3 separate regions of the Homo sapiens genome follow, and regions 2 and 3 are each linked to region 1. The links are chromatin loops, found by intact Hi-C in ENCODE. Cell type or tissue: endothelial cell of umbilical vein. All regions are shown on one strand. Each heading gives the region's core, and the rest is flanking DNA. Links, peaks and the distances in the headings are about the cores only.

The links. A loop is a pair of places that touch in the nucleus more often than their neighbours do. Peaks named below come from ENCODE experiments on the same cell type or tissue, not always from the same donor. Only the 100,000 strongest peaks of a DNase experiment are listed, where the experiment ranks them.
Region 2: it touches region 1 in a loop (4-fold over the local background); 1 of 110 quality-filtered maps calls a loop at or near these places.
Region 3: it touches region 1 in a loop (7-fold over the local background); 1 of 110 quality-filtered maps calls a loop at or near these places.

Annotation. Positions count from the first base shown.
Region 1 is chr11:116,467,586-116,475,494 of GRCh38, forward strand. It overlaps LOC107987166 (a long non-coding RNA gene), which reads right to left and starts at 6,640. Exons shown (of 3, transcript XR_001748403.2): 1 at 6,292-6,640. In endothelial cell of umbilical vein, for the core only: no CTCF peak of the experiment used is centred there; DNase peaks (open chromatin) are centred at 4,286 and 5,326; H3K27ac peaks cover 2,452 bases.
Region 2 is chr11:116,392,317-116,400,225 of GRCh38, forward strand. All of the region lies in intron 1 of LOC107987166 (a long non-coding RNA gene), which reads right to left. Among named protein-coding and RNA genes, the nearest start is that of LINC02151, 100 kb to the right of the region's middle. In endothelial cell of umbilical vein, for the core only: no CTCF peak of the experiment used is centred there; a DNase peak (open chromatin) is centred at 4,195; H3K27ac peaks cover 2,407 bases.
Region 3 is chr11:116,555,590-116,563,498 of GRCh38, forward strand. No RefSeq gene overlaps it. Among named protein-coding and RNA genes, the nearest start is that of LINC02151, 59 kb to the left of the region's middle. In endothelial cell of umbilical vein, for the core only: no CTCF peak of the experiment used is centred there; a DNase peak (open chromatin) is centred at 3,102; H3K27ac peaks cover 1,911 bases.

The DNA.
Region 1 (7,909 bases), core at 1,830-6,829:
ACCTCTTTCAGAAAAGCCCTCACAGACACACCCAGAAATCATGTTTACCAGCTATCTGGGCTTCCCTTAGCCCAGTCAAACTGACAAAGTCAACCATCATGAACAACAACCACGTGCAGTTACCGTGATGATTAAACGAGCTGGCACCTGCAATCCTTCTCAGCACATGCCTCTCACACAGTAGGAGCTTGACAAATATTAGCCTTAGAAGATTCCAGCAGCCAACGTGGCAAGTGTGAGCACCCCTGGGCCTCACTCCTTTCCCCCTCTTAAGCTCATTGCTCTTGGCTCCTCTTTGTTCTTTTGTTCTCAATATTTTCCAGCCTCCTTGCATTCTACTGGCCCCGGAGGAGGTTGTCTTGGGTAATCGTCTGGGTAATATTGTAATGGGTAATCATTTCATCACCCATGACAAACGGACCTGCCTTAGAATTGTGGCTCCATTACTCACAAGCCAAGTGACCTGAACCAGAGGGTTCACACTTCCTCCTTGGATGTGTGTGCAAATCAAGTGAGAAAATGCAGGGAAGAGCTGAGGGCAGAGTCTGCACACAGCAGCCCTCGGGAGGGTAAGTCACACTAACTATCCATGGTGTACTGTGTGTCTTTCCCCGACTCTGCACCCAGGTACTTCCGCTCTGCCCTCAGTCACTGCCTCCTGATCATCTTGGGCTCCTCTCCAAATTTATATTCACCGAGTCCACAGCAGTGTTGATCCTTGCATCTAGGATAACAACAAAAATAAGGGTCCTTTTAAGGCACAACTGGAAGGGGTCCTCATTTCCTGGGGGAAGCTGGATGGGTCAGAGCCAGGACAGAAGTCCAGGCCAGTGAGCCCCAGCACTCAAGGTGAAGCAGATGATCTCTTATCCTGTCTTTGTCCATTTTACTTAAAGCAAAGCTCATAGCCATCTCTCTCCCTTAATCAAAGCAATTGTTATTTCTGCTAACTCGCCCTGCGGACATTAATTAACTCTCTGCCAAGCATGGCCAGATACCACGGAAGTCAGTACCCCATGAGACAGGAGGGCTCTCAGAGCATCACACTCCCAACATATGCAACAGAAAGCAGTGGCCATTTGTCCACTGCTCCTGTGTCCCTGATGGCCCAGGCAAGCTGGGAACTTTGGCCCCTAAAAGGAAATTATCCTGCCTTCCTAAAAACCAGAGGAATGCCTTTGCTGCTGAAAGGATTTCAAGTATTAAAATCATGACTTCTGCTTGTATTTGCCTTGCCTGTTTACAACTCACTGACCCCTACATCACCTCACCTATTAGAGTTGGAAGGACCTTAGAAAAAAGTCATCTGGCTTCTTCATTTCACTGCAAGGAAATGAGGTTTGAAGAGGCTGTGAGACTTGTTCAGGGTCATCGGAACTGCATTTCGCTGAGCCAGAATGAGATTTCAGGCCCCAGGGTTTCTTCCATAATTCTCTGGGAGGTCTCAGCCTCTACTCTGGAAGCAAGCACTGGCATGGAGTGGACTCTGAGTTTATCCATTTCTCAATTAGCATTTATTGAGCACCTACTGCGTGCCAGATGCTGTTCTGGTAACTCATATATATATTGTTTCATGGGATGATCTTGCCCAGCTTTGGATCCCTACCAGCAGTGGCACACAGTAGGTGCTCAATAAATGTGGATTTTGTCTTCTTTGCCTTGGGAGCCATGTTGTGGGGTTGAAAGAGAGTGGGTTTTGGAGTCAGTCTGGGTTTGAATCTCATCCTTGTCAGCTTTTTGGCCTTTACCTTTCTAAGCCCCAGTTTCCATATCTCTAAAATGGAGACTACAACTAAGTTGGAGTACAGTTATAAGTTTCAAAGTTACTGTATGCAAAGAACCTGGTACTCATAGTAGGTGTCATTGGACCTGCTGTTATTGATATTGTTACCATCTTCAAGGAGCTGACAATCTCAGAAGCTGACACATACCTGAACAATCACAAAGCAAAGCAGACTGTGGTACAAATCACAGCAAAGACCAGGGGTGAGCTAGGGAGGTTCCAGGGATAATCTTATGCCTGGGGATGATGGAAGGCTTCCTGGAACAGGGGCCATGGAGTTGAACTGATTGATGTGGAAGGGAGCAGGGATGCAAACAGCAAGGCTACAGGTGAGGAGGCAAGAGGTGCAGCAAGTGCTCAGGTCCAGGAGGGAAGGAATCTAGGATTTTTGGAAAACTGAAAGTTCAGGGGAGTGGTGGAAGATACATTTTGAAAGATAAGCAGGAGGCCAGAAGCGGTGGCTCATGCCTATAATCCCAGCACTTTGGCAGGCCGAGGCAGGCGGATCACGAGGTCAGGAGTTCGAGACCAGCCTGACCAACATAGTGCAACCCCATCTCTACTAAAAATACAAAAATTAGCCAGGCGTGGTGGTGTGTGCCTGTAATCCCAGCTACTCGGGTGGCTGAGGTAGGAGAATCACTTGAACCCGGGAGGCAGAGGTTGCAGTGATCTGCGATCGCACCACTGCACTCCAGCCTGGGCGACAGAGCAAGATTCCATCTCAAAAAATAAATAAATAAATAAATGAAAGATAAGCAGGAGCCAAATTGTGGCAACAAAAGATTGGGGATCTAATTCTGCTGGGAGTGGGGAGTCATAGAAGCATCTTGAACAAAGTAATGATATGAAAAGAGCTAAGACTTCAAGTGAGAAAAGGAAGGCCCAGTGTAGGGAGGAAACTGGGGAGGGAAAGAAGAAACTGGATACAACACAAAAAGCAGAGGTAAAATAGGAGGACTCAGCCACAGACTGATGTAGCAAAGAGGGAGAGAGAGGTGAGGAGTGCAGGAAGTTGAGAGAATGGTGATGCCACTGATCTAAGAGGGAAAGTAACCAGTATTGATTAGAGACACAGAGAAAGAGAAAACAGAAGGGTATCTTGAAAGGAGGCCTGGGGATACCTGTCCATGCGGAGAGATGGGTGGAAAGAAAGACACTGAAGACACAGGAGAGAGAGGCTAACTGAGAGCAGGATCTTGGACAAGGCCAGAAGCCCCACTGGGGCCTTGGTCAGGACGTGGAATGGGGAGTAGAAACACAAAGACACAAAAGAACTTTACGTTGGAGAGAAGGAAGCTTGAATTTATTGATACTCTCATCCATTCCATCAACTTCCACGACAGCCCACCACCTGCCAGACAGTACACTAACCCTTGCCAGCTTGCACTGGACTGTCTACAAGTTAGAGACAAGGCTGCCTGCTAAGGGAAAGGGGTTGGGGGTTCTTAAGAATTTGTTTAAAATGCCAATTCCAGCTGGGCACAGTGGCTCACGCCTGTAATCCCAGCCAAGGCGGGTGGATCACTTGAGGTCAGGAGTTCAAGACCAGCCTGGTCAACATGGTGAAACTTCATCTCTATTAAAAATATGAAAATTCTCCAGACATGATGGCACATATCTGTAATCCCAGCTACTCAGGAGGTTGAGGCAGGAAAATCGCTTGAACCTGGGAGGCAGAGGTTGCAGTGAGCTGAGATTGCACCACTGCACTCTAGCCTGGGTGACAGAGAGAGACTCTATCTCAAAAAAATTAAAACAAAATAAAATGCCAATTTCTTTGTTCATCCTGCAAAGATACCAATTCACTATCACTCTCCAGGTGGTTCTTTGGGAAGTGTCTTAAAACCACAGTTCAAGAAATCAATTTAGAAACTTGCAAGAGTTTTGAGGTCACGGCTGAGGTCCCAGATTTGTAGAGGACCCAGGCTTCACACTTTATAGTCAGCCTAGGAGATGGGGAGGAGGCAGTAAGTGGGGCTCAACCACATCCATTACAAACACAACCCACATCCATTGGGATGAACAAGGAGGCAACGAGGGAAAATGAGGGGGAGTATTGCAGGAATGGCTAAGGGAGCATTGTGAATGGCCCAACTCTAGTCTCCATTAGGCTTTGCACATCCCCATTTCTGACTTCATCTTCCAACCTTGCCCAACCCCTAAAAATATTTCAAAGAATCCCAGGGAACTAGATTACCTAAGGCTTCTAAGTATCCTTCAGCTCTAGTATTTAATTACAATTACACTTAACACATATCCAACAATCAAACCTGTTCAAAGGAGGAAACAGTCCTAGTGATAATGCTTAATGTTTGTGGAGAACAGTACAGCTTTCAGAGCAATTCCATGCATGTTACCGTACATTACATCATGTCAGCATTCCTCAGTGAGTGACTCATAGCCCACCCATACCAACATCACCTGGGGGAATGGTAGAAATGGAGAATTGTGAGTCCCAACCCAGCCCTACTGTATCAAAACCATCTGGAGGACCAGGACCCTGGAAGCTGAACTTTTAACATGCTCTGTAGTGATTCTGAAGAAAACTACAACTTGGAAGCTGTGATATCTTTGTCCCCAGTTCCTGGCACACAGCTTCAAAAACTCTTGGAATTTCCTGATAGGAATGTATTTTGTTATTCATAACAAGCCCTTTTTGACCACAGTAAAGTGTATAAATGCTAATGGTGAGCCCTTAGAAAGTTTCAAGGGAGAGGCTGGCCATGCTAGAAAGACCAAGCGTGGGATTAGAGTTGGAACTTTCAGCCCCAGCCCCCAGCTCTAGGGAGGGGAGAAAGACTGGAGATTGAGTTCAATCACAAGGCCGTTGATTCAATCAATCATGCCCACATAATGAAACTCATATAAAGACTCTGGACACCAAAGCTCAGTGGATCTTTCTGGTTGGTGAATATATTAATGTGCTAGAAAGGCGATTTCACAAGGAAAGGGCATGGAAGGGTGAATATATTAATGTGCTAGAAAGGCTATTTCACAAGGAAAGGGCATGGAAGTTCTGTGCACCATCGCCCTACCTTGAGCATTTTGTTGTTCCTGACCTGTATCCTTTAAGGTAAAACTGTAATGGTGAGTACAGTACTTTTAGTGATTCCCGAGAGTTGTTCTAGAAAATTATTGAACCTGAAGGAGACTCATGCAGTCACCTGAATTTGTAGCCAAGTCAGACAGAAGTGCAGGTAGGCTAGTGACGGAGTGCAGGAGACACTACTCCAAAATATGGCATCTTGGCATACTGAGTATTTTAAGCTAAAAGAAACTGAGAAAACAGCAGAGGCAGGAAGTTTTCTCTATCTTTCTCCACCCCCTCTGTCCTGAAACAGATCATAGAAAATGAAATGCTCCTCACTTGTTCTTCCCTGAAGCAAGCCATAAAACCTGAGAAGGTCACTCTCTGACCTTCTCCCTCCCTCCTCCCCTGAAAACCCTCACATGACAGGCATCCTGGCTACACTCAGAGGAAAGAATGATCACACAGGGATGCCAAGAAGAATCTGAACAAACAGGCCTCACTAAGCTTCCCCTAGTTTATTACCATGAGAGCACACTCTTTTGTTCTCCAATCACACTTCCACATGACTGTCCGTAAAAATACAGTTTTCCCTGTGTCTTTGGACCTTCATTATTGAAGGCCATGCAAAAACTTGTATTGAATTATTTGCCTGCTCTTCTTTCTCATTAATCTGTCTTTTGTTACAGGATCTCAGCCATGAACCTTGCAATGAGTGAGGAAAAGATATTTCTTTTTTCTCCCCTGCACTGGGGACCCCATTTGCAAGTGATATCTGAAGTAAGGATGGTTTCGTTGGTGACCTGGCCCTTTAACTTGTGGGATCTGATGCTGACTCCCAGTAGTTAGTGTCAGACTCCAGTAGAATTGCAGGACACCCAGCTGTTGTCAGAGAATTATTGCCAGAACACAGAATTCATGGTCTTATATAAGCCAAACCACACTCTTGGAAGTTATGGACTAATATCCCCACATGACAGCTGGGGAGACTGAGAGACAGGGAGGACAAACGACTCACCCACAGACAGAGAGCCATTCTGGGGCAAAGCAGGATTATGCAGTCAGGTAATGCCTCCTCCCTCCAGGGCACAGCTGTCCACCATGGCCCAAGTTCATGGTAAAACCACATGGCTTGGAAACTGGAACCTGCCTTGGGGGGTCACTTAATTCAACCCATTAGTGCCAACTGCCAGGGAGGTAATGAAAAAGAGCTGAGGCCCTCAGACCTCTGCAAGTTTAAATTATACCTTTCTGACTGTGTGTGTCTTATATAATCCTCAAAGATTTTTAATTGTGACAGCCTAAGGAAATTACAGGTGACTTGAAGCAATTTAATGATAATAAAAATAAAATAAAAACAGTAAACAGCACTGCTGTTCCCTCTAATTTCCCAGCATCTTTATCATATAAATGCCTCCCATTCTTTTCCCCACAGACAATTAATGAATCTGCAATTGCCGCTGGATGCGGTGCTCACCTCTCCTTAATTCTCTTTCTGTTGCAGCTCCACTTCGGGAGGAAGTCCCTCCCAGCTGCACTTTCAGGGTTCTCACAGGTTAGCCAGACTGCAGAAGCTGCCCCCAAGAAGCACTGGGGCCTCCCCTCCTCCACAGACTGGACTTTCCTCTCTTGCTTCTCACCCAAAGGGCCCAGAGCTGGCTTCTCCAGCCAAGTTTCTCCAGGAGCCCTGCTGATTTGAGCAGCCACAAATTGACCTTCTCTCAGGGTGTCTCCTTGCCTTCCTCCTGGTGTTAATATGCACCTTAAAGAGCTGCAAACTCAACAAGTCTCTGTTATGCAGGTTAATTCAGAGCACAGCCAAGCTGTGATCAAATGACCTTTACCCACTTCCCTGCTAATTTTGATGGGCAGCTCCATTTTCCTTCTCCCTCCTGATCCCCCCTTGCTCTAAATTGGAAATCTATCAATTTTGAGGTAAATGGAAAATAAAGATACACAGGCACACACAACATACACATACACACACACACACACACACACACACACGCATACACACTAACACTAAACATCTAGTTGTTGAGACTTGGACCAGATTGAGCCTTTTAAAAACAAAAATCCTAAACTCCTAAATCTCAAAAGAAGGCTGTAGTTGGATCCTGAGTTGATGTCAAAATAAAATAAAGATTCCAAAAGAGAATCTCTTCCCCTCAATTTTATTTCTTGCTTCATTAGTGGGATATTATAATAATAATAAATAAGGAGAATAATAATAAAAACTAACATTTATCAAGTGCTTACCAGTCACCACTCAAGGATTAATTTACTTAATTTTCCTGACACTTTTATGACATAAGAATTATCCCTATTTTATGGAAGAAGAAACTAAGGCTTCAGGAAATTATGGAAATGCTTAAGGACTCACATAGTGGCAGGGTGAACAGCTGAACCTGGATGGTCTGATTCCAAAGCCAGGTCTTGCTTTGTTACAATTAGGTTGGTGCAAAAGTAATTGTGGTTTTTTGCCATTGCTTTTAATGCAAAACCGTAATTGCTTTTGCACCAACCTAATAGCAATGTCACCCGCTAGGAATCATCATATCAAACCTTAGTGTTCTCATCTACAAAATGAGGATAAGATCTCCCTCACCAGGCTCCTGGGAGGATAAACTAAATGGAGATGATACTTCAAATGCTGCTAATTGCTGTCAGTTCATCATTATTATAATTATTATTATTAATTCAATTAATCAATTACTTATTCAAATATTTCCTATCACCTACTATGTGATCTAGGCTTTGATCTATGCCTGGGGATACAAACGTGGTCAAAATAGATAAATACCCCTGTCCCCAAGGAGCAGACGTTCAAGTTGGGGACACAGACAAGAAATAAGGAAAATATATAGCATGTCAGATGAAGCTTAGTGCTAGAAAGGAAATAAAGTGAGAGAACCGAAGATGGAAGGGTTGCAATTTTACATTTGTTGGTCAAGGAAGACCTCACAGAGAAGATAATACTTGGACAAAAGTCTAAGGAAGTGAGGAAGCAAACCAAATACTTATCCAGGGAAAGGGCATTTTAAGCAAGTGCAAAGGCCCTGAGGCTGAACCAGCAAGGAGGCAGAGTGGATGGA
Region 2 (7,909 bases), core at 1,961-6,960, 75 kb before region 1:
CCAGCACTTTGAGGGGCAGGAGGACTGCTTGAGCCCAGGAGTTCAAGATCAGCCTGGAAAACATGGCAAAACCTCATCTCTACCAAAAATACAAAAATTAGCCAGCATGGTGGCATGCGCCTATAATCCCAGCTACTCAGGAGGCTGAGATGGGAGGATGGTTTGAGCCAGAGAGGCAGAAGTTGCAGTAATCTGAGATTGCGTCCTTGCACTCCAGCCTGGGCAACAATTCCAGACCCTGTGTCAAAACAACCAAACAAAACTAGTGTGGTACAGGCATAAAGACAGACATATAGATCTATGGAATAGAATCGAGAGTCCAGAAATAAACCCGACATTTATGGCCAATTGATTTTGGCAAAGGTGCCGAGACAATTTAATGAGGGAGAGAATAGTCTTTTCAGCAAATGCTGGGATAGTTGGACATTCACGTATAAAAGGATGGCGCTCTACCCTTAACTCACACCATACACAAAAATTAACTCAAAAGCAATCATAGGTCTAAACATAAGAACTAAAACTACAAAATTCTAACAAGAAAACATAGAAATAAGTCTTTGTGACCTAGAATTAAGCAATGATTTCCTAATTACAACGCCAAAAGTGCAAATGATAAAAGAAAAAAATGGATAAATTAGACTTCATCGAAGTTGATACCTTTCTCTCTTCAAAAGACACCAAGGAAATGAAAAGACAAGCCACAGATGGGGAGAAAATATGTAAATATATTTACAAATCATACATCTGACAAGGGACTTTTAATCATATGTGTTAGACAGAATATGAGCCCCCAAAGATGCCCATGTTGTTAAGTCCTAGAACCTGGCCAATATTACCTTACATGGCAAAAGAAACTTTGCAGATGTGGCCAGACATGGTAGCTCACACCCGTAATCCTAGCACTTTAGGAGGCCAAGGCAGGTGGATCACTTGAAGTCAGGAGTTCAAGACCAGCCTGGCCAATATGGTGAAACCCCATCCCTACTAAAAATACAAAAATTAGCCAGGGTGTGGTGGCACGCACCTGTAATCCCAGCTACTTGGGAGGCCGATGCAGGAGAATCACTCGAACCTGGGAGGCAGAGGTTGCAGTGAGCTGAGATTGCACGCCACTGCACTCCAGCCTGGGCAACAGAGCGAGACTCTGTCTCAAAAAGAGCAAAAGGAAAAAGAAACTTTGCAGATGTGATTAAATGACCTTGAGATATGGAGATTATCCTGGTTTATCCAGGTGGGCTCATTCTAATCAACTGAGTCCTTACAGTTGGAGAACCTTTCCAGGTTATGGCCAGAAAAAGATATGACCCCAGAAGCAGCATCAGGGAGATGCTACATTGCTAGCTTTGAAGCTGGAGGAAGGGGCCACAAGCCAAGGAATGCAGATGATGTCTAGAAGCTGGAGCAGGCAAAGCGACAGATTCTCCCTTACAGCCTGACAACACTTTACTTTTTAGCTCAGTGAGACCCATGTCGAACTTCTAACCTATGGAACTGTCAGATAATAAATTTATGTTGTTTTAAGCCAAGAAATTTGTAGCAATTTGTCACAGCAGCAATAAAAACTAATACCCCGAATAAAGAATTCTTATTATTCAATAAAAAGACAAATAACCCAATATAAAAATGGGAAAAAGGTTTAAATAGCCATTTCACAAGACACGTGAATAGCCAAAAAGCCCAGGAAAAGATGTTCAACATCATTGGCCACTAGGGAAATGCAAATCAAAACCACAATGAGATACCACTTTATACCTGTGCCCTAATCCCTGGAACCTGTGTCCATGTTACCTTACATGGCAACAGGAACCTTGCAGATGTGATTAAAGTTAAAGACCTTGAGATGAGAAGCGTGTCTGGCTTGCCTGCACGTACACCCAGGCAATCTAGCAGGAGCCCCCAGGCCATAAGCCAGCCATTTGATCACAGGCCAGACACTTTGATCTTTAGATCCAGCCATTAGATGTCCAGTTCAGGACAAAACGTGGGTAACAGAGCAAGGAAAAAGATCCCCTTTTCACCTCTGCTACCAAGCTCAAAGAGGTTGCTATCAGATAGGATTTGAATGAAAAATCATGTGATGGTCCTGGGTTTAGTTAGGCTTTTACTGACTCCATTCATCCCGCAACACCCCGTGACCCCTCTCTGCATTTTCCTAGAGCTAGAGCTGGACATCAAAGATAAATACCATGAAAAGAAATGGCTGTGACACCCGAAGTCCCATGTACTTCTGAGACCTCACAGTAGACCACAGGGACAAAACGCTCTGTAGGGTCTCATTCTTTTAGGATCCTTGCTCAGCAGAAACAATGCACCATGGCCTGTCACTGTGGAGTGTTTCACACATACAGACTCTAGGAAAGACACACCTAAAAACAACTATACACATGAAGAAAGGTGTTTATTTCTAAATATTTCAAGTTCAACACACGTCTCACTGAGCTAATACCAAAGTGCTGGCAGCCTCTAGGGGAGGAGCTGTTTCCTTGCCTTTTCCAGTTTCTAGAAGCCATCTGCATTGCTTTGCTTCTGGCCTCTTCCTCCAGCTTTTTGACTATCATCAAAAAGATATACAGGCTGGGTGTGGTAGCCCACACCAGTAATCCCAGTACTTTGAGAGACCAAGGAGGCAGGATCACTTGAGCCCAGCAGTTCCAGGGCAGCCTGGGCAACAAAGAGTGACCCCCATCTCTACAAAAGAAAAAAAAAAGATAGGGTGTGGTGGCATGCACACCTGTAATCCCAGCTACTTGGTAGGCTGAGATGGGAAGCACTTGAGCCCAGGAGGTTGAGGCTGCAGTGAGCCATGATGGCACCACAGTACTCCTGCCTCAAAAAGGAAAGACATACAGTAACAAGTGTTGGTGAGGATGTGAAGAAACTGGAAAAACACATACATTTCTAGTGAGACTTAAAATAGTGCAGCCATTTTGGAAAATAGCTTGGCACCTTCTTAAAATGTTAAATATAGAGCCTATAATAAACATAGAGTATGTAGACATGTGATCTATTAGTTCCACTCCTAGGTATCTGCCCATAAGAAACAAAAGCATATGTCTATATGGACATGAAGACCTGAATGGGAATTTTTTTTTTTTTTTTTTGAGACAGGGTCTTGCTCTGTTACCCAGGCTGGAGTGCAGTGACATGATCATGGGTCACTGCAGCCTTGACCTCCTGGGCTCATGTGATCCTGCCGCCTCAGCCTCCCAAGTAGCTGGGACCACAGGTGTGAGCCACTACACCCAGCTAATTTTTTATGAATTTTTGTAGACACAGGGTCTCACTATGTTGCCCAGGCTGGTCACAAACTCCTGGGCTCAAGTGATCTGCCCACTCCCAAAGTGCTGGGATCACAGGAATGAGCCCCATGCCCAGCCTGTATGGGAATATTTATAGCAGCACCCAGCTTGGGCAACATAGGGAGATCCCATCTCTATAAAAAATTTTTTTAAAAATTCAGCTGAGGGCTGGGCGTGGTGGCTCATGCCTGTAATCCCAGAACTTTGGGAGGCCAAGGTAGGCAGATCACAAGGTCAAGAGTTTGAGACCCCCCTGGCCAACATGGTGAAACGCCGTCTCCACTAAGAATACAAAAATTAGCCGGGCATGGTTGTGGGTGCCTGTAATCCCAGCTACTCGGGAGGCTGTGGCAGGAGAATCACTTGAACCTGGGAGGCAGGGGTTACAGTGAGCCAAGATCATGCCACTGCACTCCAGCCTAGGTGACAGAGCGAGACTCTGTCTCGAAAAAAAAAACAAAAAAAAAAAAATTTAACCAAGTGTGGTGGCACACGCCTGTAGTCCCAAACACTGTGAAGGTTAATGTGGGGGTATCAGTTGAACCCAGGGGATTCAGGCTGCTGTAAGCCTTGATCACACCACTGCACTCCTGTCTGGGTGATAGAGACCCTGTCTAAAACTAATAATAATAAAAAATTTATAGCATCATTATTCATTATAGTCCAAAGTGGAAATAACTCATTAGTTCATCAATCGGTGAATGGATAAACAAAATAGTAAATAATAATATATAAATAATAAGAAATAAAGTACCAATACATGCTACAACACAAATGAACCTCAAAAACATTACTCTAAGTGAAAGAAGCCAGTCATAAGGACCACATATTGTATGATTCCATTCAAATAAAATGTCCTGAATCAGGAAGTCTATGGAGACAGAGAGCAGACTGGTGGTTTCCTAGAGCTGGAGTGGGGGAAGTGCTGGGGGGTGACTGATGGCTAAGAATACAGAGTTTCTTTATGGTGCAATAAAATGTTCTAACTTAAATCGTGGTGATAGTGGCAAAACCCTGTAAATATACTAAAAATCATTGCATTGTACACTCAAGATGAGTGAACTTTATGGTATGTAAATTATACCTCAATAAAGCTAAGGAAGAAGAGAAGAACGAGCAGAACTCTGCATTGTGGAATTATCAAACCCTTCAAGTGCAGCCTTCCTGGAGGCAGGAGGTAAACCTTCAGCCTCAGGAGCCCAGGGATTGAAAACTCCCATTTGCACAGACCTAGCTGGGTTCCTAGTTGTACTGATTAAATATAGAATTTGATTTGATTCCAGTAGCCTATAACACTGGGCAAGATTAGTCAGAGCTTCCCAGAGAGAAAAGGAAGTCTTTTTGGGGGACAGCTCACTAAGACCGATGAGATTAAGGAATGAATTTGGCAAGAGGAAAGGATACGGCTACAGTATCCATGATTGCCAACCAGAAAATAGGGCACATGCAAACATACTTGGAGAACAAAGGGACAAATTACATGAAACCAGGTCTGGCCAAATGGGTATAGCCATATTAACCTCTGTCTGTACTCTGTTCCCAGAGGGTTCAAAGAAGAAAATCTAGGTCTTGTGGCTGACCTGGTTCTAAAAGAGCTTGGCTCCCAGGCCAGGATGTGGGGGTGCAGTCACTTTATAATAAATGGCAACATACAAGCAGGCAGGAAACTCATGTGGGAATCAGTCTGTTGTTAAAGCAAGGCCCCAGGTTGCCTGTGTTCTGAATACACGAAACTCATCCTCATCCATCTATCTTCACACCTGAGAGAGAGAAGGTGCTGTAACAAGCATCTTGATATATATGCATCTACAATCTGGTTATGAGGTTATCAAGCAAGAAAGACGCCCCGAGGGAATGCAGATGCTTTTTTCATAGAGGAAACGGTGAGTAAATAGCTGGAATTTATCTTAAGGGAGATAATAGAAGCACTTCTTTAAAAAGTGGAAAAAACAATATTTTCCCCCAGAGTGTTAAAGCCTTTCCAGGTTTAGATCATGTTTCTCATTAATGGGTTTCCTAGCCAGATTCATCTTAGGTCCATGAGACAAGGAGAGAAGTGGATCTGCCTGGTCAGTGGTTTTAAAACAAGCCAAGTTGAGGAGGGAGGGAGGGAGGGAGAAAGACATCAGCACCCCCCAAACTTGGCCTTCGTTTCTGCCCAACCTCAGAGCTTCTTGGAGGACAGCCCAAGAGCATACACAGCTCATGGCCTCAGGGATACTGGAAATTTCTGGAAGAAGCTTCTGCTTCTAAGTCTGCTGGGATCACTATATGTCATCGCTGTCTCAGTGAGGGCCTTTGGCCTTGTTGCCTACATAAATGTAAACACTAAATGTATTTGCTTTACTGACCTATTTGTGTAAGAACTAGCTTTGCTGGCTGAGACAGTCAATGAGATCACGAATATGGAAGCCTTTGAGAATCGGGGAGCACAGGGTGGGGAGATGCAGGAGAAGTGGCCAGGAAAAGTATTTATTGAAAACATTTAAAGGCTAAGCACTTTCCTTTAGATTATTTCATTACTTTCTATTTTTAAAATCATAAGGTAGGCATTTCCACTAACAGAGAGAGAAACTGAGGCTCAGGAGTTATATGGCACATCTGACCCAAGCTGTAAGTGGCAGGGCAGGAATGGAACTTTGGAAGGCCGAGGCGAGCAGATCACTTGAGGCAAGGAGTGTGAGCCACTGCGCAGGGCCGATCTTTTTTTTTTTTTTTTACTTTATTTTTTACTTTTAAATTAATTAATTTTTTCTTAGAGATTGGGTCTTGCTATGTTGCCTAGGCTGGTCTCAAACTACTGGACTCAAGCAAACCTCTCACCTCCACCTCTGAAAGAGCTAGGATTACAGGCATGAGCCACTGCACTTGACCCTGAAAGGCCCCATCATAGATGTTCTTTAATGACCATTCCAGCTATGACACATGGTGGATTTTTCCCCAGCCTTCTCCTCCTGCAGAGGGTTCCCTCAGAGCTGGTGAGCTCCTGCGTGCCTGCCACTGCTCTGTTCCCTCCGCATCCCCAGAATGCATCTCCTGGCAGCCTGTTTCACAGGTGTGCACACTTACCTTCATGAAAGCCCTGAGGTTAAATGACTTGCTCAAAGTCACACAACTGGCTGCCAGAGCAAGGACTTTAGCCTGCACAACCTGGCTGCAAGTCCAGAGTTTTCCACACCACCATCTGCCTCCTCAGACAGTGCTCAAGCAGCACCCAGGCCTCCCAGGGAGAATGCCCTCCACCCCACTGGCCTGCAGGCCATTAGGCTCCCTGCAGGAGCAGAGCTCTTCCTCTTGTCTTCTGCATCCAGCACCCCTCACCTTTGTGCTGGCCTTCAGCACAACCACACCTTCCCAAGCCTGTCCCTGATGTCCCTTGGGTACACCTGGGTCATGTGTGTTTGGGAATGAGAAACAGGTTCATCAGTTCTATTTTGAGCTGTCTTGTCCATAGGACAAGATCAAGATCCATGGGCATCTTCCTGAATTCTTCTTCCCGTGGGAGCAGACATTCTACCTCATGCAACTTTTAACTGGACAAACCAACTATGTGTCATTAACGCTGTGTTTCTCTTCCAGTCCCAAGTGTGGAACTTTAATTCTTTCTGTCAAAGCTCCCTCTAGATCTGTGATGTGGTAGCCAGGAGTCTTATGAACGCATGAGCCGGGGACACTGGGCAGGGTAGCGAGGGTTCTAGCTGTGAATGCAGGAAGCCACCATGGGTAGTGCCACTCAAAACTTTTGGTGGCAGAAATGAGGCTCTTGTCCTAGAGGGACATCTGTAAGCAAAGTCCTGGCTTGAGATTTCTAATATCTATTAATTATTGTGCGCGAGCTTAGGTAGAGAGGAAAGATGGAGAATGATGGCTAGATGGCAGTTGATGGGTGTTAAATAATAGATAGTAGCTGGTAGATAGTAGGTAACTATAGACAGTAGAGAATAAAAAGTAGCTGACCGATTGTTGCACATGGCAGGTAATAGATAGTAGCCGATAGTAGATCACAGATAACAAATGGAAGATACCAGATAATGGTTAAGGATAATAGAAGCTGATAGTAGATAATAGTAGATCGTTGATAAGAGTGGCTAATAATGGATAATAGGAGCTAGGTGATAATAGTAGCTAATGGTGGCTAATAGTTGGTATTGATAATAGTTGCTAATAGAGGGCAGTGCTATAGCAGGTAATAGTGCTGGCTGTAGATCATAGCTGATAGCTCATAGGTAGTGGCCTAAAAGACCACTAAATACAGAGTCTCCTAGTTCCATCTATTATTCTAAATGGCTGAAAGACACACTTGGACAATCTTGTGTGAGCCTGTCCTGAAGTTTCTGGAACCCAAAGTGACTGGGGTGGGGGACACTCAACCCAGTAGTGATAAAACTTTGTTTCCAGTTTAATGTCCTTCTTTAACTAGGTGTAGGATCTCAGGTCCACCATGAAACCCTAGGATGCCTCATTGCTAAGGAAGGGGATGGATCATAATCCCAGCTCTACCCACGCCAGAAGGCAAAATGAGGATCTACAATAGCGTAAACACTCTTTGACATTTCACAGGTTGATGCAGGAGTCAAAAGGCCAGCAAAGCTGGCGAAAGCCCAGCTGCA
Region 3 (7,909 bases), core at 1,048-6,047, 87 kb after region 1:
AGTAGGAGTCCACAAAGTTCTAGCCTGTTGCTCTTCCCGTCCCCACCCCCATCTTTTTGTGGCTCTTCTTGGGTGGGGCTAACCACTGGGGGAAAAAAAAGAAAAAAAAAAAGGGCAGGGGGCATCTTGACAGCAGGAAGTCTGACTTGATTTGGAGCAGAAGGCCTTAAGCTTGTAGGTGTCCAGGGGTAGACAGTAAAATCTTCTGGCTCAGCAGGAAAGCAAATGGGCAGGGCCCACAGCTCTGCTGGACTGAGGTTACAGTCCTAACTGGGACAAACAGCAGAGAAAACAACAACAACAACAACCAGAAATTTAGCAGGTAACTCCTGGAAGAGAGAGCCACAGAGCAGCTGAAGAAGTATCTCTTCCTGACAAGCTGGAAGGTTGACACACAGGGAAGACCTGAAATGGCCTGGTGGGAAGTAAAAGGAAGGAAGACTCGAAAACTGCCCGAACTTTTAAGGTGCTCCCCCAGTCAGAGGATGGGACATTTATGGCTCAATATATTTGCACACATCTCTGACCAATTGCTGGATGACCACCAAGTTAATCGGACATAGAGACAAATTTTAAGTCGGGATAAAAATAAAAAGAGTTTTAAAAAACTGAGTAAAGACATTAGCAGCTATGCAACACTAGGGAGAGAGATTCCCCAGATTAAGTTCAAATATGTTGCTATAAAACAAAACAAAACAGAAAACCAACAACAACAACTCTCAAGGGGGGAAATATCAGACTCCAAAGTTTGTACAACATATTATCTAAAATGTCCAGTTTTCAACAAAAATGTTACAACATGTAAAAAAAACAGGAAGATAACCCATATTCAGAAAAAAACAAATTAATATAAACCAACTCTAAGCAGACCCATATATTAGAGTTAGCAGACAAAATCTTCAAAAGCAACTGCTAGAAATGCATTTAAAGATTAAAGAAAGCCACACTTAAAGAGCTAAAGGAATGCATGATAACAAGATAAGTCAGTAGAAATTATCCAATTTGATGAACAAAAAGAAAAAATTACTGAAGGAAAATGAACAGTCTCAGAGACTGGTGGGATGATGTCAATCGTGCCAATATACCTACAATGGGAGACCCAGAGGAGAGAAGGAAGAGACAGGGGCAGAAAAAATGTTAGAAGAATCAAGACACCTTCCTACTTGAAGTCCCCTTCACCTCTACACTTTGGATTTGGGAGAGTCGGGTGAGGAAGGTCAGGGGCTGCTGCATTTGTGGTGAGAGCCCCTGCAAGCTTCAACTGTGTGCTCAAGGAGGAGAAACTGCACCTATGTGTGCTGGGCACCATGCCAATACTTAAATCAGCCTATTGGCCCCCACAGTAGTCTATGAGCTGTTCTATAGCCACCTTCCCAAGATGCAGGCTCTAAGAGGTAAAGCAACTGCCCAGCTCACAAAGCTGGCAAGCGGCCCATCTGGGACTAGAACCAAGGTCCCTCTTCTTCATGCCTTTCCCCCAACACTCTGATGCCTCTCAGCAGCTCACACTCTTATGCCATGGGAGACCCAGCAGTGGAGGTCTCCTCGGAGCCCTGGATCAGGTAAGGACACCTGGAGGTGTAACTCTGGGCAGAGTGCAGTGCTGAGTGGGAGTCTGGGGCTCAGGAAGGAGCAGAGCAGGAAACAGGGTGAACACAGATCTAGCAGCCTGCAGGTGCCTCTCCTCTTTCCACAGAGAGCTAAGGCCTCTCACCAGCATGGGCTGCCCCACTCCCAGGGAGAGAGAAAGGGAGACATGCCCTTTCTCCAGAGGGCTGATTCACCAGGCAGGGGCTGGGGTTGAACAGAAGCTGATTCTGGGCTGACTCAGGATGCCCAAGAGCTTCAGCTAAATGGACCCTGCAGGCTCCAGCTCCAGCAACCTCCTGCCTATGCCTGGCTGAAAGTCCATCTGGGCCTTGCCTCCCAGCTACAGGGCCACTCCTCGGATACATCACTCCCGGTTTCCATTCACCCTCACAACTCTCCTGACACGTGGACACCAGATGAGGAATCTGAGGCCTGGGCAGGCTGTGCAACTAGCCTGAGGCCACCATGCACCTGAGGAGCCTGGATTTGTGTCCTAATGTGATGGACTCCAAAGTCTATTTCTCTCTATCTCTCTGGGGCAACTTGGTCTGAATAGTCACCCAGACTCCTCTCCTGGGAAGGCTGGGACCAGCAGCACACATGGTTCATACCCCAAGGTCCAGCACTGTAAAGAGGGATGCTGTCTCCATCAAGAAAAGCAGCCTCTGAGTCTCAGCCTGACTATCCTTTCTCACTCCAGTGCCCTCTGCCTATGCTGCGCCCCAGAGCACCCAGAGGCCGAAACCAAAGAAAGGAGACTCACCTGCCATTAGAGGAAAGGAGATTCAGATCCCAAGTATTTACCACTCAGAAAGACCCCATCTACAGCCTCCTCTGGCCAGTGCCCATCAATTCTTTGGCCGCCCCAATCCCACCCCACCACTGTGAGCAAGAGCACACTCCCCACCCCACCCCAACTCAGGGCATGAACCATACATCTCACTCATCTTGCTAGCCCAAAGTTTAGCCCACAGGAGGCACTCAGGGACAGTTGAACCCTTCTTCCTGGCCTCCTTTAGCGTCTCGTCCTATGGAATCAGAAGACCCGGATGCCCAGCCTTTCTGAGCCCTTGCTTCCTTGTTCTTTAAGAAGCTCACAGGAGTGGTAGGGATAAATGAGTGAGGAAATATCGTTAAGGGAGCCAGGAGATAGGAGGTTGGGCAGGGGGGTGGAGGACAAAGAGCAGGAGTGACAACACAGGGCACACTGAGGACTGGAAGGGCTGAGAAAGACTTGAAGCCACCAAGGCAAATTAGGGTTACAGAGGCGGAGGAGGGGGCAGAGCCCTGGAGGGAGGGGAGATCTTGCCAGGAACCTACTTAGGACCCAGGGGCTGGAGGGAGGTGTGACCAGTCACCGTCCAGGCCCGAGGGAGGATGAGAGTCAGGGCAGGTGCCCCAGCTGCCGGGGAAATAGCAGTGCATCCTCAGGCCCAGCCTGCCACCAGCATGCTCCAAATTAAATAACTGCAACTCCCCCTTTATTTCCTCTCTGACAGCAACTTATTGTGAAGGCAGCCACTTCTGACATTCTAATATTCAGAGTCACATCCTGTGGGATAAACACATCGCTGTTGTCTGAGCCAGCGATTTGTATCAGGATAGAAGGAATCTAGAAGGGGCAAAGAGGGACTGGGGCTAAGGCGGGGGGCTGCTGACAGCTAAGTGAGAGAAGGAAGAGCGCCCAGGTTCTACTGGATCATCCTGGATGCCCTGCAACAAGCCTCCAACCCCAGATTAGTTTGGGCTGTCTGATCATCTCTCCCCAAGCTACCTTCACTCAGTAGATGTTTCTGAGCACTCACCACATGCCACATTGGTGCTAGGCACTGTGAGGAATACAGAGATGATGAGGCAGAGACCCACGTTCAGGAAGCTCCCATGTCACATGCCAGTGAGGGCAGGCAGCAGACATTCATCCAGGCACAGCATGTAGCCTAGTGGTGAAAGTCAGGGGCTTTGAAGACACACAGCCTGGGTTCAAATTCTTACTCTGCAGGCTGGGTGCAGTGGCTCACGCCTTTAATCCCAGCACTTTGGGAGGCCGAGGAGGGTGGATCACCTGAGGTCAGGAGCTCAAGTCCAGCCTGGCCAGTATGGCAAAGCCCCTGTCTCTATAAAAATAAAAATACAAAAATTAGCTGGGCATGGTGGCGTGCACCCATAATGCCAGCTACTCAGGAGGCTGAAGTGGGAGAATCCCTTGAACCCGGGAGGCAGAGGCTGCAGTGAGTGGAGATCACACCACTGCACTCCAGCCTGTGCAAGAGCAAGACTCTGTCCCCTCCCCCGCCCACCCCCCCCCCAAAAAAAACTTACTCTGCAGCTTACAAGTAGGGTAACCTTGGGGAACTTTGCAAATGTCAGTCCTGTCTCTTTAAAATGAGAACGCCAGGCACGGTGGCTCACACCTGTAATCCCAGCACTTTGGGAGGCCGAGGCAGGCGGATCACGAGGTCAGGAGATCGAGACCATCCTAGCTAACATGGTGAAACCCCGTCTCTACTAAAAAATACAAAAAAATTAGCTGGCCATTGTAGTGGGAGCCTGTAGTCCCAGCTACTTGGGAGGCTGAGGCAGGAGAATGGTGTGAATCTGGGAGACGGAGCTTGCAGTGAGCCGAGATCACGCCACTGCACTCCAGCCTGGGCGAGAGCAAGACTCCGTCTCAAAAAAAAAAAAAATGAGAACAACATGTTTCTATTATCATCCAGAAGATTCCACGAAGGAGGGCAAATAAAGTGTGGTCACCCTCAGTGCCTGGCACAAAGTAAATACCCATGGTAGGTGTGAAGAGGATACATCAGGTGGGATGAAATGCTTCCACAAAGAGGTGCCAGCCATCATCTCCATAGTGATAGAGACAGCACATGCTGCTAATCTTATACTCCTGGGTTCACTAGCAGCTTCCGGTGATCACACATTCCTTGCCCAGCCTCAGACACAGGCGGGACCCCAGGCAGCTCGCTGCATGACGGGTGCCTCATGAGCTTCCTGGCCATGCCAGTCAAGGTCCAGACGCCAGCACACATGTGCAAGGTGGAGGCAAATGTGGAATCTGACCGCACTGACAGCGGGCCGCTTCCAGGGGATGGAAACAAGCAAATGGGTGAAGCCAAAGCATGAATTCAGAGGGTGCTCTTCACCTGGAAGATAATCCAGAAGGTTCCATGGGGAAAGGAGACCCAGAGGAGTGGGGAGGGCTGCTGCTGAGGGTCTGTCACTGGCCTGGGAGATGACGGATGGCAAGATATGCTAGCTTCATTTAAAGGACCGGCAACATGGAAAGCCTAAAAGGATGGGGCTGGGGCTGAGGCAGGGAGAGGCTGGGAAGGGGGTGCAGAGGGGGAGGGGAGGGAGCGGGCACTCCTGGGCCTCCTGGGATTGTGTGAATAGGGCACAGATTTGGGTCAGGCCTTCCCAATTAGCCTTGAAAGGGAAAAACAATCTCCACAGGCCTGAAAGGAAGAACAAAAAGAGGAAGAGAGAAACTAGGAGAATACCCTAAAGAGTTGCTGACGACTGCTCTGGCCTTGAAAATGCAGGGAGTATGGTAATCTAATAAACACAGCAACAAAGCATTTGTCACCAAGCTAATTTTATTAGAACAGATCTCAAATGGCTAATTTCCTTTTACTAATGAGCAAATTAGTTGAATCTCTGATCTGCTTTTAAGGCATTTATGTTAATAAAACATGAACGACAGTGAAATTTGTTGTGAGATGCAATGACATGTGCATTTGGGTTTAAGGGCATCTCCAGGCTTAGAGAGTTTTTCTAACGTGGCCTTGCCCAGAGGTGTCTCTGCTCTGTGCCGTCCAGCTTGGAGCCCAGCCCGGCCTGAGGGAGGCAGGATGTCAGAACTGATGGAGGCAAGGAGCCCAAGGGACCAGCCTGGAGAAGGAGCTCTGAAGAGGGGCCTGGCTGGGCAACAGGGGAGAACTACACTTCTGGAAAGGCCCCTAAGCGGGGCCAGGGTGGCCTCAAACTTTCAGCAAAGCTCCCTTGAGGATGGGTTTACCCCCTGCCTGCCCCATCCTCCCTCTACCTCCAGGGTCCTATGCAGTGTGTGCACGGAAGTATTTCCCAGGACTTTCCCAGCCCCCTGTTGATCCAGGCTAGCTCACACTAAAGCTGCAAACCTTTTCTCCAAACCATCTTTCCAGGGCCGGAGTTGGCACTCTTGACTCCAGCTCTTCAAGTTAGGGATGCAGGTGCCTGGCAGAGCAGGTGGGGCAATGGACCCTATGCAAAGGGGCTTTGGCTGGGCTTTGATCTGGCCAGTATTTATTACAACCAGCCAAGGCAGGCCTGGGAGAACTCTGTTTATGTGGCAGGGTTGATTGCCACCTAGAAGAACGTGTACAGGAGGGCCCTGGGCCAATCAGAGCCTAGGGACGTTGTCTTCAATGCTTTGAGCTGAGAGGAGGTGGAAAGGATCTCCTGCTTGCTACGGTGGCATGCTTGATGTTGGCAGAGAGAGAAAGCCCAGGAAAGTGCCCCTGCGTAGGACCAGACACAAGGGCTATAAGGTGGTTGGGAACAAGTTGGCAAATACAGAACCTCCCCATGCACCAACCAGCCTTTGCAAAGAAAGGGGAGAAGGAATTCCTGTGAAGGGGATCCAGGACCAGGCTGTCTCCCTGGCCCAGCACATGCTGTAGTACATGCTTTATGCCCTGAAGGGCTTGAGAGAGCTGGGGGACTGGAGTGGTAAGCCCTGAGAAGCTGCCCCAACAGTGAACCTGACTTAAAGGCCCTCAAAATGCCCAATAGAAGGCTGAGAACTGGCCGGGCACGGTGGCTCATGCCTGTAATCTCAGCACTTTGGGAGGCCGAGGCAGGTGGATCACGAGGTCAGAAGATCGAGATCATCCTGGCTAACACGGTGAAACCCCGTCTCTACTAAAAATACAAAAAAAAATTAGCTGGGCGTGGTGGCGGGTGCCTGTAGTCCCAGCTACTCGGGAGGCTGAGGCAGGAGAATGGTGTGAACCCAGGAGGCAGAGCTTGCAGTGAGCCAAGATTGCACCACTGCACTCCAGCCTGGGCAACACAGCAAGACTCCGTCTCAGGAAAAAAAAAAAAAAAAAAAAAAAAAAGAAGGCTGAGAACCTCCCCAAGCTGCAGATTGGCAGGAAAAGGGACCAGGATTCAAATCTTAGCTCAGCCACATAAATCTGGATCCAGCTCACCCATTGTTAGCTGTGTGATTCTGGTCAAGTTACACAGCCTCTCTATACTTCAGTCTACTCCTCTTCAAAAGGGGTGATACCAGGACTTATGCAAACTATCATACAAATTCAACAAGAAAACTACCGGACACATAGCAAGCACACAACACAGGTGTGTTCCGTTATTTCTGCTGGCTGAGTTGTAGGAGATGCTGCCCCTTTTAGGCCATGCCAAAAGCATGAAAACAACAGACAAAACAAGAGGCACAGGGACTCCCAGGTCACAGGTTTGAATACCCTCATATTGAACTGCTTAATGAAAAGGGCAGCCTCAGGAGGAGAGAGTGTCTCATCACCAAAAGCAAGCAAGTATCTGGCAGGGATGCCCCAAGGACCCTCAGTTCCCTCTGGGTACTGCCATGCAAGCTGCCCTTGTCCAACACCTGCTGGAAGTCACATGTACATACCACCACCCAGATGCCCTGGAGTAGTTTCCAGTTCTGCAGCCCTCATCCTAGGAGGGGCTCCCTGCATCCAGCACAAATCCAGCTCCACAAACTCTCAAGGTATGAAGTACAATAGGAACAGTACCAGGGGGTCAGATGTGCAACAGACTGAGGGTTTGCAACACAGTCCGTGGGCCATGTTCCTCCATGCAAGTCAATAGCCCTAACCTGCAGCGGAAGCCACAGCCACGACCTCTTCGGGCTCCCAGCGTCTCTGCACATGTCAGCCACTCCCCCATCCTGTCCATGCCTCTCCTGCTGCCCACGCAGTCCCCAGGGCCACCTCTCTGAAGTGCTCTGGCCTCATTCATTATTCAGCCATTTCCTCAGTTCAGAGGCCCTAGGGACAGAGGGTTGGCTGTTTGTTCGCTCTTTCATCTCCCAGGTTGTGTGAAGAATGCAGAAACGCTGGGCTGGTGTCCAAGATGCCAACAAGAGGCTCTCAGTCCTGGGTCTGTGGGAGCCCTCATGCTGTATGCTCCAGGGCCCAACCCTCACAAGACTGTGCCCACTGGAATTACCCCACTGCCAGAGCATGTCCCCCTGTACATCACTGCCAGAGCAGGGTGGGGGCTCTGACCCCCACCCTGGGGAGCCACCACTCCACCCACCAATGCCCCATCCCTGCTTCTAAGTGAC